Linked DNA regions of Mus musculus: region 1 is linked to region 2. The links are chromatin loops, found by intact Hi-C in ENCODE. Cell type or tissue: heart. All regions are shown on one strand.

Region 1 (8,000 bases), 110 kb before region 2:
CTGTTCACTGGTGTGAGGATTGGTGTGGGCGCTCATCTCCTTTTCTGTGAAATGGTCTCACCCACCCCCAAGTGGTTTGTGAAGGTTGGGGGTGTGGCGATGTATGCTGTGTCTTGGTGCTTCATGGTTAGCATCTGGCGCTTTGCATGGAAGAAAAGCATCAAGAAGTACCATGCGTGGAGAAGCAGACGGAATGAAGAGCGGCAGCTAAGACACAATGGGCATCTCAAGACACACTAGTCAAGGCTTGTCCCCAGTCAGTGGATTGGATTGAATTGGTCATGGGACCAGGGTCAGAAACAGAGCTAAGCTTATAGGGCTTAGAAAGCGAGCACTTAGGTTTCAAAAAAGGGCTAAAGGTATGGTTATGACTTCAGTCATTTTCCAGGCTAAGCATATGCAGTCTTGAAACACCTACTCCTGTAGTGGCACTTGTACACCCTCAGTGATGATTGACAAGTGGGCAGAGCTGTTTAGTGATGACCACTGTCACTTGTTTTTTGGGTCCCCATGTTCATTGGAGACCTTGGTATTCAGACATCTCTGAAAAGAACTTGAGTCAAATCAGTGCTGTTTCTTGTTCTTTTGGAAATAACTCCTTCCCCACACTTACTCCTGATTTCCACGAGACATTTTAAGTATGTTCATCCCATGTAAAGGGAGGGACTCTCAGGAAGGGGCATGGGTCAGGCATTCAAGTATCTGTGAATGGGAGCTGTTATGCCAAGAGGGACAGAGAGGAGGGAGTGAAGCTAACAATGGCAGGAACTTCTCACTGCGTCTCCCTTCACTAACTGTGCCAGAGGTTACCAAGGACACCCTCGGCTTCCATGATTCATCAAGAAGACTCAGGGCTTTCATCTGCAATGATGAAAGGATACGGAGAAGACTCAGCAAAGGGAAAAGAACCTTTGTCCAAGCTCATGGGATCTAAGCACTCGCTTCTAGTCTCTTGCTTGGATATACAGGAGTGATTCACAACAACACACATGAAAGTCATCAAACACTTGGTGTCCCAAACTTTGATGGCAGTAGGTCATGTGCTTCTAAGTAGCGTGAGGCAACATTCCAGATCCCCCAAAGCGGTCATTTGGCATAAGCCATAGTGTTTCAGAAACAGTTTAGGAACAGTGAGGCAATCTTAACAGTTTCTGGTGGGAGCCCTCACCAACGTTACAAGCAGGCCTTTGCAAGGATAGCAGCTCAGGGTTCCTGTGTTAACTCTGTGTGCACAGAAACTGTAGAGCTAGTGCTTCAGATGCAAGATGAGTGAGATGTGGGTAGATTTAGATTTACTTGGTCCAGTTGTACGGGTTCTGCCCGACCAGGAAGAGTATGCCAGTTCTCAGGGCTTTTGTGAATTAATCTGCTAGGCATGAGAGGCCATGGCTAAATTCCACGGGGATTTACCATGTGGATTCCACTGTACTTGAGATGGAGTTCAGGTTTCAGCTCCTGGTACATACTGCAAACTAGAACCAAAGATTTTCATGTATGTGATAGCCTCAGGCTCCTTCCTTCCTTCCTTCCTTCCTTCCTTCCTTCCTTCCTTCCTTCCTTCCTCCCTTCCTCCCTTCCTCCCTTCCTCCCTTCCTCCCTTCCTCCCTTCGTTTCTTCTTCCTCTACCTCCTTCTTTTCTTACTTTTTCTTTGTTTTAGATCCCCCCCCCCCCCTTAAATCACCTTTTCCCTTCTCCTGAGACACTGTCTTGCTTGTATAGTTCAGGCTGGCCTTGAACTCTATTTTTCCACTTAAGCTTCCTCAGGGCTAGGATTACAATCCTGTGCCACCATGCCTGGCTCCAATGTAGGGCTTTAATGGAAAAAAAAAAGTATTATCTGTTTGTGCATTTGTTGTCTTTCCTATATTATTTAGATCAATGGTGACTGGTTAATTCAGGTGGTAAGCCAGGAGATGGTGCTACTGAAGAAGCAAGGTTAAAGGTCAGAGAGAAGTGTCAGCCCATTCTATAGTCACTGGGGACACTAACCCAGTGAGCAGCATTACCTACAAAAACCAGTCACAAGGGAGGTTGAAAACGTAGACATTCTTGCAAATGGAAAGGTTCTTTAACAGTAAGTAGCTAAAGAGGTATCTTTTAGCTGTCGGGCTTTCGTTTTTGTTTTCTGGACAGATAACACCATGCTTCCTTTTCTCTGATTTGTGTCATAGATATGTTGGTGTGTTCCTTTGAGAAGTCTTTTTTTTTTTCCTTTTTCAGAGCTGAGGACCGAACCCAGGGCCTTGCGCTTGCGAGGCAAAGCACTCTACCCAATCCCTGGTGGTGGTGTGTTCCTTTCCAGCAAAACTGTGGGCAGAACTGGAAACTGGGGAATGCTGACTTCAGCAAAAGCAGAGTCAATAAGAGTGGCTTGGCACATAGGCATAAAGAAAAAAACAAAACAAAACTGGCTTTTGTATTTTGGCCCCGTGTAACCTGCTCCAGACCAGACCAGGGAGCAGGCTTAATCAAATTCATGCTGGTTCCTTTCTCCCTCCCTCCTCAGAAGGAAAGGATTGTAGATCTTTCTGTTTGAGGCAAACTCAAGCAAATGCCTGTAGGTTTTTATTTATTTATTTATTTTTGATAACAAGGCACCTGAACGAGCGATAAGTGGGGAGGAATTCCTCATTTCAGCTCTTCTTGATGGTCTAACTAGTAACTATGAGGAAAGTCAGAGATTAAAAACCTCTTGAAGATGACTCAGCAGTTAAGAGGTTGCCTGTTTTTACAACCCAGGTAAATGAAGGGCAGACTAGTGTGCGATGTGTCCCCAGACACAAAAGGGGACACTTATTTGCATTTGAATTACTGTGTAATCATCCCTGATATTGCTCAAGAAGGATTTATATTTCAATACGATTTGTACTAAATTTTATAGAAATAAAATAACTTTCTATAAACCCAGAGTCTGCCTTCGTATCTTTGTTGCGGTTTTACCAAGGGAGAAAAGCCTCTGGCTTGTAGAAATGTTGACAGTAATCTGCTCTTTAGCATTAATCATTCCTATTTTTTATGTGGAAGATAGCAATCAGCACACAATCAGTGCAGAAAATAGTTTGCCTAAACGTGGAGGAATAATATTCTGATTTTACCAACTGTTTGAGCAGTTGCTCCCCCACCCCCAGTGTCTCAGGCCTGCTTGACAAGTACTCTACCACTGAGCTACCTCCTCATTCCTACTCCCCCTTTTTGAGACAGGGCTTTGCTCTGTAGCACAGGCTGGCCTGAAACTCACCATGTAGCCTTCCTCCAAATTCACAAGTCATCCTCCTACCTCAGCCTTTCAAGTGCTGGGAGTAAAGGTGGAAGCTACCATAACCAGCTAGACAGTGGATTTCTGATGCTTACAACAGTCCTGGGTACAGCAGGCCCTTCATAAGCACATTGAAGCAGTGAATAAGAGGATAAATGTGGCCTCGAGGATGTTCCACTGGAAACTGCATGTCCAGGGATTGGGTCACTGGTGCCACTTTCCTAGGTAAAGGGCTATGTGTGACCTAGGGAAGGGACCTTGGTTTGCTTGGCTCTACTGAAGGCATTCCATAGGTAGACTCTTAGTGGTGAAGTTATAATGAGCCTTTTGTCAGGATATTAAAAAATAAAATCAGAGCCTTGTGAGTGATTAGAGATTTTCATCATTGAAACAGTAGTTATTCAGTCCTCTGCTGACCATCTTCTGAAAGCTTTCCCACAGCAAAATGCCGCCTTTGCTCACAGCTAGAACGCTGGGGCTGTAAAATTTGGAAAGATGTTGAAAACAGCTTGCCAAAAGGTTTTGTATGCAAGGAAGAGAAGGTGAACTAGGAAGTGTTCCCAGTTTGTCTCACCCCTGAAGCTCAAGCATTGAGGCAGGCTGGAAAGGAAGACGGGAACTTATTTTTAAAATTCATGATTTGATGAGTCATCAGACCCCCCCCCCCCATTCGCTTGATACTTGCATTGTGACATTAGTAGGACAAGGGAGAAGAGGACAGCACACTCAAGAAAACTCGAGTAAGCTTGGGGAGAAGGTTCACATCTCGTTTATAGTGATGGATGTTTGGAACTCTTTCCAACGATAGGTAGAAACAAGTTGGAGTCTTCAGGCTAGAATTGCCATGTTGGGATTTACCAGCAGATGGCAACGTGTCCAGGTCTGATCGTTAGGAAAGTGGCTTGGAACTCCAATCTGCTTCTATTCTTTCCAAAAATAAACATTACAAAATTAGCTGGCTGTGCCCCGAACTTAAAAAAAAAAAAATCTAGCGAGAGAGTCATTTCAGGCTTCTGTTTATCTTTTCCCCTTTGCCCCCCATTCTAACGTCACCTTGAGCTCATGCATCTATTCAGGGGTGATGATCCGATCGTTTCGCGAACTGTTGTGGAATGACTTAGAAACAGCATTATTAAGAGGTAATTATTTCCTTTCCACACCCACTGTTTATTAGATTTGATTTCCACAAAATGGCCGAAGTCTCTTCCCACCTACACGGATTGAAGCTCAGAAGAGACTGAAGATAATTGTATAAAAGGAATAGTCGCTTGATGTTTACAGGCAGAATTGGAGAACTATATTGTGTCGTGGTCCCTCATTTCCTCAGGGACAGATTTATTCAATCAGAAAACTACATGGTTAGCTGAATGTCTCTACCCCATCGAAAGAGAAACCAGAAAACATTTGGGAACTCTTCAAAGGGATCCCTCGTGCTGTGCTGTTTACCGGACAGATGTATTACTTCTTCCATCTCTTTTCACAACACGCTTATTAACTTGCTGTGGAAAGCACCATGCGTTCTCAATTTGGCAAACAATACAGTTCATTTTGCCAAGGCAAAACAGCCTAAAAGCAATATTTATATCAGGAACTCCTGGCTTAAGTGTGGGCCCAGATCCTTTCTCCACAGCCTCTTCTGGCCATCCCCCCACCCCTTTCCCCTCCGTGCTGTGGGACTAGGCCAGCAGGTGCCCCAGGTGATTGGCTCACCCCAAAACCTGTGTGTGTGTGTGTGTGTGTGTGTGTGTGTGTGCGCGCGCGCGCAGGTTTGCCTAACACTGTCGGGGGCCCGTGGACCTGGGCTCGCACGCAGTCATCAAAAGCATTTGACACCGGGAACGAATACATTCTCTTAAAGAATAAAAGTTTCCAGCCCGGGAGTTCCGAAGAACCTCTAAACGTGAACTCCTCGAGACTGTGGAATGGCTCCTCTGCTGTCCCGGGTGGATTGTACACTGTGGGCTGCACCTCGAGAGCATTCGAGGGGCAAGAAGGCAGCAGTGCCCGCTTCGCCACACAGAACTACTTTTTCGCTTCCCTCTATCCCCCGCGACAGCACTGAGCGGAAGTATCTGCTCAAGTTTGGAGAGTCCGGGAAGCGGAGGGATCCCGGGTGAAGCGGCTTCCCGAAGTCCCAGGGAGAAGGGCCCAAAAAAGTCGGCGGGGGAGGGGACGGCTCGGCGCGCTCCAGTCGCGCCGGGCCGAGGGGACAGAACCGGAACCGGAACCCGCGCGCGCGCCCGCCCGCAGCGGTCGCAAGGCTCGTCACCGCCGGCGGCCCCCTCCACCCTGGGCGCGCTCCCGCGAGTGCCCCTGAGACCGGGCGAACGGCCCTGCGCACCGAGCCTCCACCGCCACCGCCGCCGCCGCTGCTCGGGGGCCGGGCTTCCGGGCCGGGCCGAGACCTCCCGCTCCTCGCGGGAGCCGCCGCCTACCAGAGCGTCGGGGAGGAGCCGCCGTGCCACTGCGGAAGAAGCGCGGGGGCCTCCGAGGGATGGGGAGCTGCCCCGGGCGCTGAGACAGGGTCCCTGTCAGCGCGGCGGCCGGAGCCGGGTGGGGGCGGCGCGGAGCAGCTCAGGGCCCTCGGCCCGGGGACATGGGGCGGCGCGAGTCCGGCGCGGGACGGTGTGAGACGCGGCGGAGGCTGCGGCCACGAGTGGCCCGCAGCCCCAGATAGAGCGGGGACCCGAGGGCCGGGCCCCGCCGACTCGGGACCGAAGCCGACGCCCGTCCCTGAGCCGATCCTGCCCCAGCTCCGGAGGGATCCCGGTTCCCGTCCTACGGCTCGCGACTTCCCTCTGTGACGAAGTTTTCTCTCCGTGCCTTGCTGAGGATCGTTCTTAGTTCTTGAGCTCGCCTTGTGGCCGACTTGCTCGGTTTGTTTGGGGAGATAACTTGTTTTGCCTCAGCCCGCATCCCCTTTCCTTGACCCCTTGCAATCGGATGTTCTAGATGACTGAATGGAGTTTTGAGTTGGACTTTTGTGTCCCTGCCGAAATTGGGCCTGATCCCAGAGCACTGGGGGTGGGGTGTGGAGGTGTTACTGTAAAATGCAAGTTGGATAAAAAGAAGACCTCTCGCCAAGGGCCCCAATGAGTGGCACACAGTCTACTATCACGGACAGGTGGGTATGAAGTTCCTCGGTCGCTAACCTTCCCTGGATTCGGTCCCACGCAGCAGGGGAGTCGGTGATGCAGATTTGCCTTCAGCTAGTGCAATTGACAGGCATAGGAAAGAGGGTTGTTTCGGAGCTGTGCAATTAGTCTAGGGTTGCTGCCAAGTTAACCGGTTGATTGAATTTGGAAATGCAGGTTTTTTTGGGAGAGAAACTTTCCCCCATATTCTCAGAGGAAATGAAGGAAAACCATGATTGTGGTTTTCTGTCGGGTGCATTAAGATTGTGTACTCGTTTTGGAACCAGAGGGAGGTCATTTTGGGTGAAGGTCAGAGCTTGAGGTCGGTGGGTACTGGTGCATCATCGGGTGGATTCCTGTCCTGTGGTAGTTCTAGACTCACAATTTTAGGAGTTTCTGTCTGTGAACTTAATTTTCATCCTGCTGCATTGTGATTTGTGACTCTGATCTTTTTACGTGTTGACCTGCACAGTGTTTAATTATTAATTACCTAATTTTCCAGAATGTTGACATTACCAGTAAATCACGGGTTCTTGCTGGGGACAGTTTCCAGGAGCTAAAGGAAATGAGGGAAAAATCATGGGGCCTGCTTCTAATTATTCTTTTTTTTTTTTTTTTTTTTTTTAACATTTCATCTTTCAGAAGCCCTAGCATTTAAAGATGTAAACTCTAGCTCTGGTTTAGGCATGGCAGGTGGATCTTGTTTGTTAATCGGGTGACACGGTGTGGTGTGTAGAGTATGTAGTCCAAGTGTAGTTCTTAAAGAGGTCCTTTGAGTTCTTTTTAGTGAAAGCAAGTTGCTTCCTTTAGCATATTTTATTCCTCAACTAAATTATGACATTGCATGTTACTTCCAAATTTTATCTTGTTGTTTTTTTTTCTCAAATTGTTGTCATAAAACAAAACAAAACAAAGCAAAACAAAGTATTGAAGCAGAAGGCCAAAAGTCTTCAAGAGCAACATTAGTGCTCCAGCGGAAAGCAGTTTAGTTTCCTAATGAGAGAGTCTCACCCAATTGTGCGACTCATTTGTTGATTTTTAAAGGGGCCAAATTCCATTATCATACCATAACAGCTTCTCCAGAGACAGGGCTTCCCTTTCCTGTTGATGCTTTCCAGTGTCACATGAGTGTTCACCTAAAAGATGCCCTAAATATTTAAAGTACTTATGTTTATCCTTTGTTTGTCTGCTTTGCTAGGCAGGGTTTCATTTCGGTTTTCCTGCTAATACAATGTACTTCTATGTAGAGACAGTTGTCAGGGCTCTTCCTGTTACATCTACCATCCTGGTCCCTCTCCTGGCCTGACTCACAGGTGTCCAGATAATTGTGCTGCTGGTTCATTCAGTCCTTGCCTGTCAGTTGAGCCTAGAGTTAAGCAGACTTACCAGAAACTGGTGTAGCCCTGGTTTTCATTAAGATGTTGCAGAGTTTAATAATTTGTAGAAACAGAATTTAGAGTCACTGAATCGTTCCACACAAAAGTCACACAAAAGCACCCATGGAAGGATTTTTTTTTTCTTCCCCAGCTTTTTTTCCTCAGGGATTTTTGTTCTCTTTCTGGTATATAAACACATTGGACATAAACATTGAAATCTGAGTCTTTTTTAA
Region 2 (8,000 bases):
GGTTTGCTGTCCAGGAAGTCTAGCCAGTCATTGAGCCTGAGGTTTGGTGAGGGATCCCATCACTAACAGTAAGGTAGGCAGTGATAGAAGAAGATACTGCATTGTCCTCTGGCCTCCACTCATAAGCACAATGTACCATACTTGTTTAAGTCTTTTATTTTTAAGCTGAATTTTATCATGAGTATTTTTTTGCTAAGTAAGGGTAAATAATAGCCTATAATATGTCCTTGGATGATCTTGTTGCTTGGTCCTTTTCTCATCACCTGTTTTTGTTAGTTTATCTTCAAAAAAATTGTTTCCTTAGTCTATGCATACACACATCTTCTTATACACATGCAGGCCAGAGGCCAGCATCAGGTGTCTTTCTCACATTATTATTATTATTATTATTATTTTTACTATAATTAGTTTTTTTATTGGTGTGTTTCATGTATACTTGTGCTAAGATGCAGAGGGCAAGCAGTGGAAGTCAGTTCTTCCACTGTGTGGGTCCCAGGGATTGAATTCAGGTTTTAGGCTGGAATAACAAACTCCTTCCCTGCTTAGCCATCTCCCTAGCCATCCATGTTATTATGTTGAAACCAGGTCTTTCACTGACTCTCAGCTCAGTCACTGACTTAGATCAGCTGACCAGTGTGCTCCAGGGATCCTCCTGCATCTGCCTCCCCGCCACACCCACTGTGCCCTGCTTTTATGTGGATGTTGAGGGCCCAAGTTCAGGTCCTCAGTCCTCATGCTTATTTAGCAAGCATTTGTCTGTAGGAACTCTGCAGTCATCCCACCCCTCCCCATATTCTTTATCCCTTTAGTTTTACACAGGGTTTCACGTCAGCCATGAATTCAGCATGTCATTGAAAATGACCTTAAACTTACTGTCTTGCCTGTTTCCTAATTGCAGAGATTAAAGGCATCTGCGACCGGCCATATCTAGTTTTATGAGGTGCTTTATGAGGTGCTGGGATGACGCCCATAGTTTCATAAGTGCTAGGCAAACACTTCGTCTGCCACATTGCCAGCCCTTGTCTGTTCACACTTGTTCTCTTAGATGGCTGCTTTAAACTCTAGTCTCCATCACTTCTCTCCAAGATTCCTCAACAGAAGACTTTGTTTTTTATTTTACTGATTTTTTTATTTTCATGTATGTTTGTTGTCTGTGAGGGTAATGTACCACTTGTGTGTCAGGGACTATGGGTGACAGAAGACAGGGTCAGGCCCTAAGTGAACTCTGCGAGATCACATGCTCTTCACCACTGAGCTGTCTCTGCATCCCAGCTCTGACCCTGCTGCTTTCCTGGAAAGAGTGTAAAGTGTGGATGGATCACCTACTTCCCTCGAACTGTGCATCTACCTGCCTGCCTGCCTGTCGGCTGCTCAGGAGCTGTGCCAGCAGCAAAGTGTTAGGAGAATCCATACTAACGTATTGATTCTTCTTTCATGTGACCAGTCAAAATTATATTACTCATGTCCATATGTAAATGAATTAGTTTTTATTTGATTTCTTGTGGTGCTAGAATCACACCCCTGTCTCAGTGCACTCAGCAAGGCTGTGCTGTTGAGCTACACTGCTAACCCACATGTACTTTTTTGCATGTGTGCTAAAAGAACATTTCTGTTTTCTGTTTCTCACGTCTTTCCCTTTTCCATATCATTGAAACAGAGTCTTTTAGCCCAGGCAGGCCTTTGGCTTAAGATTCTCCCATCTCTGGTTCCCAAGTGTTGGGATTACAGACATGTATGAACATGTCTTGCCATTTCACTCTTCTTAGGGGCCAGAGATGGCTTGCTCAGCGGTAAGTGCTTGTTGTGCAAGTATAAGTACTTGAATTAGATGTTTGCACCCACATAAGGAGCCAGGCGTGGCTGTGCACACTTGTACTCCCAGCGCAGGAGGGAAGACAGGGAGACAAGGATTCCAGGGACTCTGCAGCCAGCCAGGCTAATAGATCAGTCAGTATCAGGTTCAATGAGAAACCCTGTCTCAAAAGAATAGGGTAGGGGCTGGTGAGATGGCTCAGCGGGTAAGAGCACCCGACTGCTCTTCCGAAGGTCAGGAGTTCAAATCCCAGCAACCACATGGTGGCTCACAACCATCCGTAACGAGATCTGACTCCCTCTTCTGGAGTGTCTGAAGACAGCTACAGTGTACTTACATATAATAAATAAATAAATCTTTAAAAAAAAAAAAAAAAAAAAGAATAGGGTAGAGAGTGATAGTAGAAGCCAACATTGGCCTTCACAGATGCATGCATGTACAAGTGTAAATACTTACACACATGTGCACACATCACATACACACACCAAAATAAATTATGTAATGGTCTCATAATATTTTAACACTGACTTATTTTCAAATTTACAACTTTAGATCTTTATAAGAATTATAAATTTAGGAAATATATGACTTTAATAGGTGTACAGTATAAAATTTGTATAAGAACCAAGATATTTCCTCTGAATACAAAATAATAAGATTTTCTGTTTAGTTATTGGGTAAAGAACATTATAGTCTGATAATAATTCTTCATGCTTATGGGGAGAAATCCTGATAGAAAGAAGTGTATCTTAAAATAGTTGCTTCAGTTCTACTGCAGGAACTACTGATTATTACTGATTGTTGTTGAGAGTTTAAGACTCAAAAACTCAACATAACATCCAGTACTTTTTCATCGGCAGTGTACTGCTGAGGGATTTAACAGTTAGCTAAGAACATTACTGATAATCACGTGGTCTGTAGGATGAGCCGCTCAGATTCAGACATGAACATCATACTTATGTGAGTCAAGTTTTCCTATATAATAGACGCATAGCTTAGGTTTACTTGTATCATTTCAGGTAATGCATAACTGATTATATTGACCAGCGTTTATAGTAAGCTGATGTCAGATAGTTACGTGGAGTGGTACCGAAGCATTTATTTTGCTGCCCGATAAAATGGCTAGTTCTTTGTTCACAGCAGAACTTTGGGGAAAGAGTTTATTTCCATGTCTAAGCAATAGACAGGGCTGTGTCACTTGGACGGGCAAGAACAGCTGGATTAGCAAACACCTTTAGGATAAACCTACACACCTTCCTCAGTCTGCCCCGGAAGCCTGCGGGGCAGCTCTGACTCTGCTTGTGTTGTTTCAGCACCTGAAGGTTCCAGTTCCTGAGGAAATCTCCGTGGATCTAGGTAAGTTTGAAGCACCCGAGTCCCTGAAGATTAGTGTCTCCATCAAACTGTGGCTCGCCTCAGATCCGCTGTTTTATGTTAGTTTAGTCAGGCTACTTTAACCATGTGACTCACAGCTGAAAGAGAGTCTACTACACTGAGAGGATGAAAGGATGAGAGCTGGCTTCTGACAGGAAGTGCAGTAACTGCACTGAGTAAGTTCTCTGGTGTAGTAAGTTCAGTGTGGATGTGCAATGTCACTGTGCTGCCAGTGTCAGGCTGCATAGACCATCTCTTTAGATCACTTAATTCCTCTTCTTTGTGCAGAAAAGAGAAGACCTGAGCTTATTCCTGAGGATCTGCATCGCCTCTACATTCAGACAATGCAGGAGAGAGTCCACCCTGAAGTTCAGAGGCACTTGGAGGATTTCCGGTAAGCTGGGGTTAGAGAAAACTTGGTGTGCTCATTGTGAGTTATTTGGCTTATATTTTTAAATAGGAAAAAGCTACATATGTAAACCATATGACCTTAGCCCTGTCGTTAAACATAGTGGGCATCTGAAGTCAGAGGGTGGATGAGAGTCCATAGTCTCCATTCAGGCCCTTTCAGCATGGAGGTGGCTCAGTGCAGCATCTTGACCCTCAACTTGTTAGGTCAAAGTAGGAAACAGGACATCCTGCCTGTCCATAGTCAGTTGTAGGTAGGGCTGTCTAGACACCTAGAGGGAGATAGTTTGCTCTCTGCTGAGATATTTTTTCCTAACTCTTTTAGACAGAAACGCAGCATGGGGCTGACCTTGGCTGAGAGTGAGCTGACTAAACTTGATGCAGAGAGAGACAAGGACCGGGGAACTCTGGAGAAGGAGCGAGCATGTGCGGAACAGATCGTTACCAAAATTGAAGAAGTGTTGTAAGTCAGAACGGCATGCAGAAATGCTGCTTTTGCTTGGAGCCCTCTTTAAGCAGATCTGGTGGAGCAGTCAGGTTGCAATGTGTAGAATTATTCGTCCTGACACTGGAAATGGAATTTTTTTCCTTTTGAAAGTTCTTGCCTTCTCCGTTCTGAGTGTTGGTTAATGAGTAACTCCAAGACTTGTAGTCAGTGATAAGCGCTGGTGACCACTTTCACTGCATGACTTAAGGCCTTGGGCAGTACTTGCTGCTGTGGAACACACTCATCTAATGACGCAGCTGTGAAATGGTGGGGGTCCTTTGTGGAGTAGAGTTGCTTGAGTATTTTATCCTTGATGTACACGGGACCCTAATCATTTAGTTCTTTTCTGTTGTTTCAGGTGTCTAAGCTTAAATAGCAAATCTCTGATTAAATGTATATGTTTCTTTGATCTTTTTGATGGCACCTTGGATTGAACCCAGGGCCTTGAACTGTGTTGTGTGACTTACAGATAGATCACTTCCAAATGTATCACTGACTTATAGATAGACCATCTGCAATTGTATGTATTTCACCTTAAAATATTCCTATTTTTAGGATGACTGCTCAGGCTGTAGAAGAAGAAAGGAGGTAATATAATGTTCCCTACCCCAACTAGAGCTAGGTTCTCTCTCTGCTCTAAAATGTCTGTTTCTTTAAACTTCATATGTAGACTGTAGGCTCCCTCTGGTGGCCTGTTTTTTATTTGGTTTGTAACTCTAGTGTCATGTGGATAGAATTGGTTTGTGTACTTTTTTTTTTTTTTTTAAAGTTTCTGCCTTGATTAATTTCCATCATTGGGCCTCTAGAAATCACTTGATCTCTTTATTCTGACCATCCTTCTCACATCAGAATTCTTACAGTATTCAATCGTTTCTCCTCCAGTTCCACAATGCAGTATGTAATTCTCATGTATATGAAGTATTTGGGAGTAAAAGTGAAAGAACCTCGAAACTTGGAGCACAAGCGGGGTCGGATCGGCTTCCTTCCAAAGATCAAGGTGCGGCTGGGGCAATAGCACAGGGGCTACCTTGCCATTCTGCACATTTGCGGACAGTGATTCCTTCCCAGCGTTTACTAAGGCAGCACATCAGCACTGAGCATCGTGATAGGTCTAACTTGGTCTCTCTTGCCAAGAAACTATCTAGTGAGAAATCCACACATAGAAAAGCTTATTATTAGGTAAGGTAACGTTTATATGCCTGCCGCCTGCAAACCAGTACCTTAGACTGTCACTTCAGGGCACCTGTCTCAGTAATTATTAGGTTTTATTTAGTGTTTCTTAGAGTGTAAAGGTGTGTCCCTAGTTTTTAGCACGGTGCTTTCACATACTATGAAAATGTTGAATGGGTGAATGATGCTGTAAAACAGCAAATGTTTGTCAGCAAGCTGCTGGTAAAATTGGCTTTTTACTTTCTAAGAGCATTATTTGTGTTGAAAGCTGAGCTTGGTAGTGCAGGCCTGCATCAACAGCACTTGGGAGTTACAAGCAGGAAGATCCAGAGGTCATGGTCACCCTTGTCTATATAGTGGGCTTAAGGGCAGCCAGGACTACATCAGATGTTGTCTCACACCAAAAATGCAAAAGCAGAAAATAAGGCATGCTGAGCTGGAGGTTCACACGCAGCTCGGCTCCATGGGCGCCGTGGTTCTTTTCTGAGTATCGTGCCATTTCCTTTCAGCTGGCCATTAGAGTCACATTGCTGTATTTGAAAACAACAACAAGACCTACTATTCCATGTCTCTTATCTTACTGTAATTGTACCTTGAATTTAGCAAAGCATGAAGAAAGATAGAGAGGGCGAAGAAAAAGGGAAGCGAAGAGGATTCCCCAGCATTTTGGGACCCCCAAGAAGACCAAGCCGCCACGACAACAGTGCAAGTACGTTGAAGCTCGAGGTGCTGTTCTTGCTGCCTTTCCTCAGAAGCCTGTTTGGTCGGGAATGTGTTGCTGGAGGCAGCTGCTCTGCAGCTGCTGTTGCTGATGCTGCACTCTGCCTTGTTTCCCCTAGTGCTGTTCTGAACAAAGCTCACCTACGGTGCTGTATTAACTGATGTGAACATCTTCATCAGTGACGTGTGCCATCCCATGCCTGCCACGGCTTCTTATCTTTGATTTTTATCTTATTCAATTTAAAAAAAAAAAAAAAAAAAGCTTTGGGCCAGGGAGCTAGCTCAGTTGGTAAAGCTCTTAAAAGAGACATTCAATCTGCTGTAGAGCCCATGTTGAGGAAGAATGCCGAATGTAGTAGCTGGAATCTGGGAAGCCAGAGACAGGTGGATCCCTGGCCTGCTAGCCTGACCTACGTACTGAGTTCCAGGTGAGAAGAGGCTGGACTTAAAAAAGAATGTGGACTTTGACTGAGGAATGGAAATAGTACTCAGAGTTGTCTCATTCAGACCTGCACACCACACGCACACATACACACATGCATGCACACCCCTGGTCATCGATCACTCCACCATGACTTGTCTAGTCCCTTTGTACTTACTGTTACTTACTTTCTGCGTATTTCTGTGGTTTCCATGTGTCCACTGTGCTTTTTCTGACAGCCTGTCAACCCCATCTGCAGAGCGAGGTCAGACCACCAGACAGTGTGGCAGCAGAGACAGATGTGGTACTAGGAAGGTAGCCAGCCTGTGCTGGGCTTCTCACCTGAGGTTCTGGCATAATGGGGTGACAGTTTGGTTGGAGAGCAGTGATGCTGCGTCTCCAGGACATGGGGAGTCCTGCAAGTGCCAGGCAGAGGCAATCTGCGAAGAAGGAGAAGATGGACTTAGATTCGGGCTGTCCAGAGCCATGTGAGGATGCATAAGGTAGCAGAGGATGACCCGAAAGAATCTGATGTGAGCAAGAGTAAGGAGGAGGGCAGTCTTTGGTACAGCGGAGATATTGTGAATATATAGGGAAAGGTGGAGAGGGATAACACTCACAGATAGAGGCTGCATCTTTAATTTTTCAGGAGATAAAACTGTCTCCCAGCATTCCCTCTGCCTCCACGGCCACTGCTCTTGCCAGCTTCTCCTTCTATGTTCTTTCTTCTGCTCCATCCCTCTTAACTTTCCTTATCTGCTCTCTCCTTCCTTACCCCAACCCCATTTATTTCCCTCCTGTACAGCCGCTCTGCAACACATGCTTCTGACCATTGCTTTCTGTTCAGTTGGCAGGGCCATGGAGATACAGAAGTCACGCCACCCGAAGCACTTATCCACTCCCTCGTCTGTGAGTCCTGAGCCTCAGGACCCTGCCAAGTTGCGCCAGAGTGGAGTAGCCAATGAAGGAACAGACACTGGATACCTGCCCGCCAGTTCCATGTCCTCTGCCACCTCAGGGACTGCTCTTTCCCAAGAGGGAGGGAGAGAGAATGATACAGGTGAGTCATTCATTAGAGTAAACAGTGGAAAAATGGAAGATTTTAATTACAAATGAATCCCAGTTTAGTTTGATTTAAATATTGTAGTATTCTACAGTTCACAATAGAAATATGTTGAATGATAGTTTTTTATTTTCCTAAAAATCAAAACTCCAAACCACTGCCTGAACTCTTGAGGTGTTAACTATACACAGATGCCGGCCATTTGAAGCTTATAAGATGCACGAGGAAAGTCACAAAACTAAAAATCTACATTGGAGCCCCTGGGTAAGGTGATAGAGCCAGAGTCACCTTCAAGAGCCAGAAGCAGAGGGATCAAAGGTTCAAGGCCATCCAGGCACACACAGGGAGACTGTTCATAAATAAGAAGAGAAGACCCAACACCAGTAGTTGGAAAATTTTTTTCATTCCGGGAAAGAAAGATAAGGGGGATTGAGGAAACTGGCTAGTTGTTATTGGCAAATAAATCTTCTGTTTTCTAAAGGAAGCAGAGTTGAGACTTTAAAAACACACACACACACACACACACACACACACACACACACAC

The links. Peaks named below come from ENCODE experiments on the same cell type or tissue, not always from the same donor. Only the 100,000 strongest peaks of a DNase experiment are listed, where the experiment ranks them.
Region 1: a loop joins it to region 2, with 9 times the contacts of the local background. A loop is called at or near these places in 27 of 42 quality-filtered maps.

What each region holds. Positions count from the first base shown.
Region 1 is chr9:43,103,560-43,111,559 of GRCm38, reverse strand. It overlaps Arhgef12 (Rho guanine nucleotide exchange factor (GEF) 12), which reads left to right and starts at 5,842. Exons shown (of 41, transcript NM_001359232.1): 1 at 5,842-6,381. The coding sequence starts at 6,350. Tlcd5 (TLC domain containing 5) reads left to right here. Exons shown (of 3, transcript NM_001034863.3): 3 at 1-2,907. The coding sequence ends at 240. In heart, a CTCF peak has its summit at 4,114 (motif pointing right); DNase peaks (open chromatin) are centred at 4,209, 4,989, 5,479 and 6,159; H3K4me3 peaks cover 4,186 bases; H3K27ac peaks cover 3,474 bases.
Region 2 is chr9:42,997,027-43,005,026 of GRCm38, reverse strand. It overlaps Arhgef12 (Rho guanine nucleotide exchange factor (GEF) 12), which reads left to right. Exons shown (of 41, transcript NM_001359232.1): 16 at 3,127-3,169; 17 at 3,476-3,581; 18 at 3,921-4,058; 19 at 4,638-4,670; 20 at 4,965-5,079; 21 at 5,856-5,961; 22 at 7,241-7,453. Among named protein-coding and RNA genes, the nearest start is that of Gm36648, 53 kb to the right of the region's middle. In heart, a CTCF peak has its summit at 4,758 (motif pointing left); a DNase peak (open chromatin) is centred at 7,306.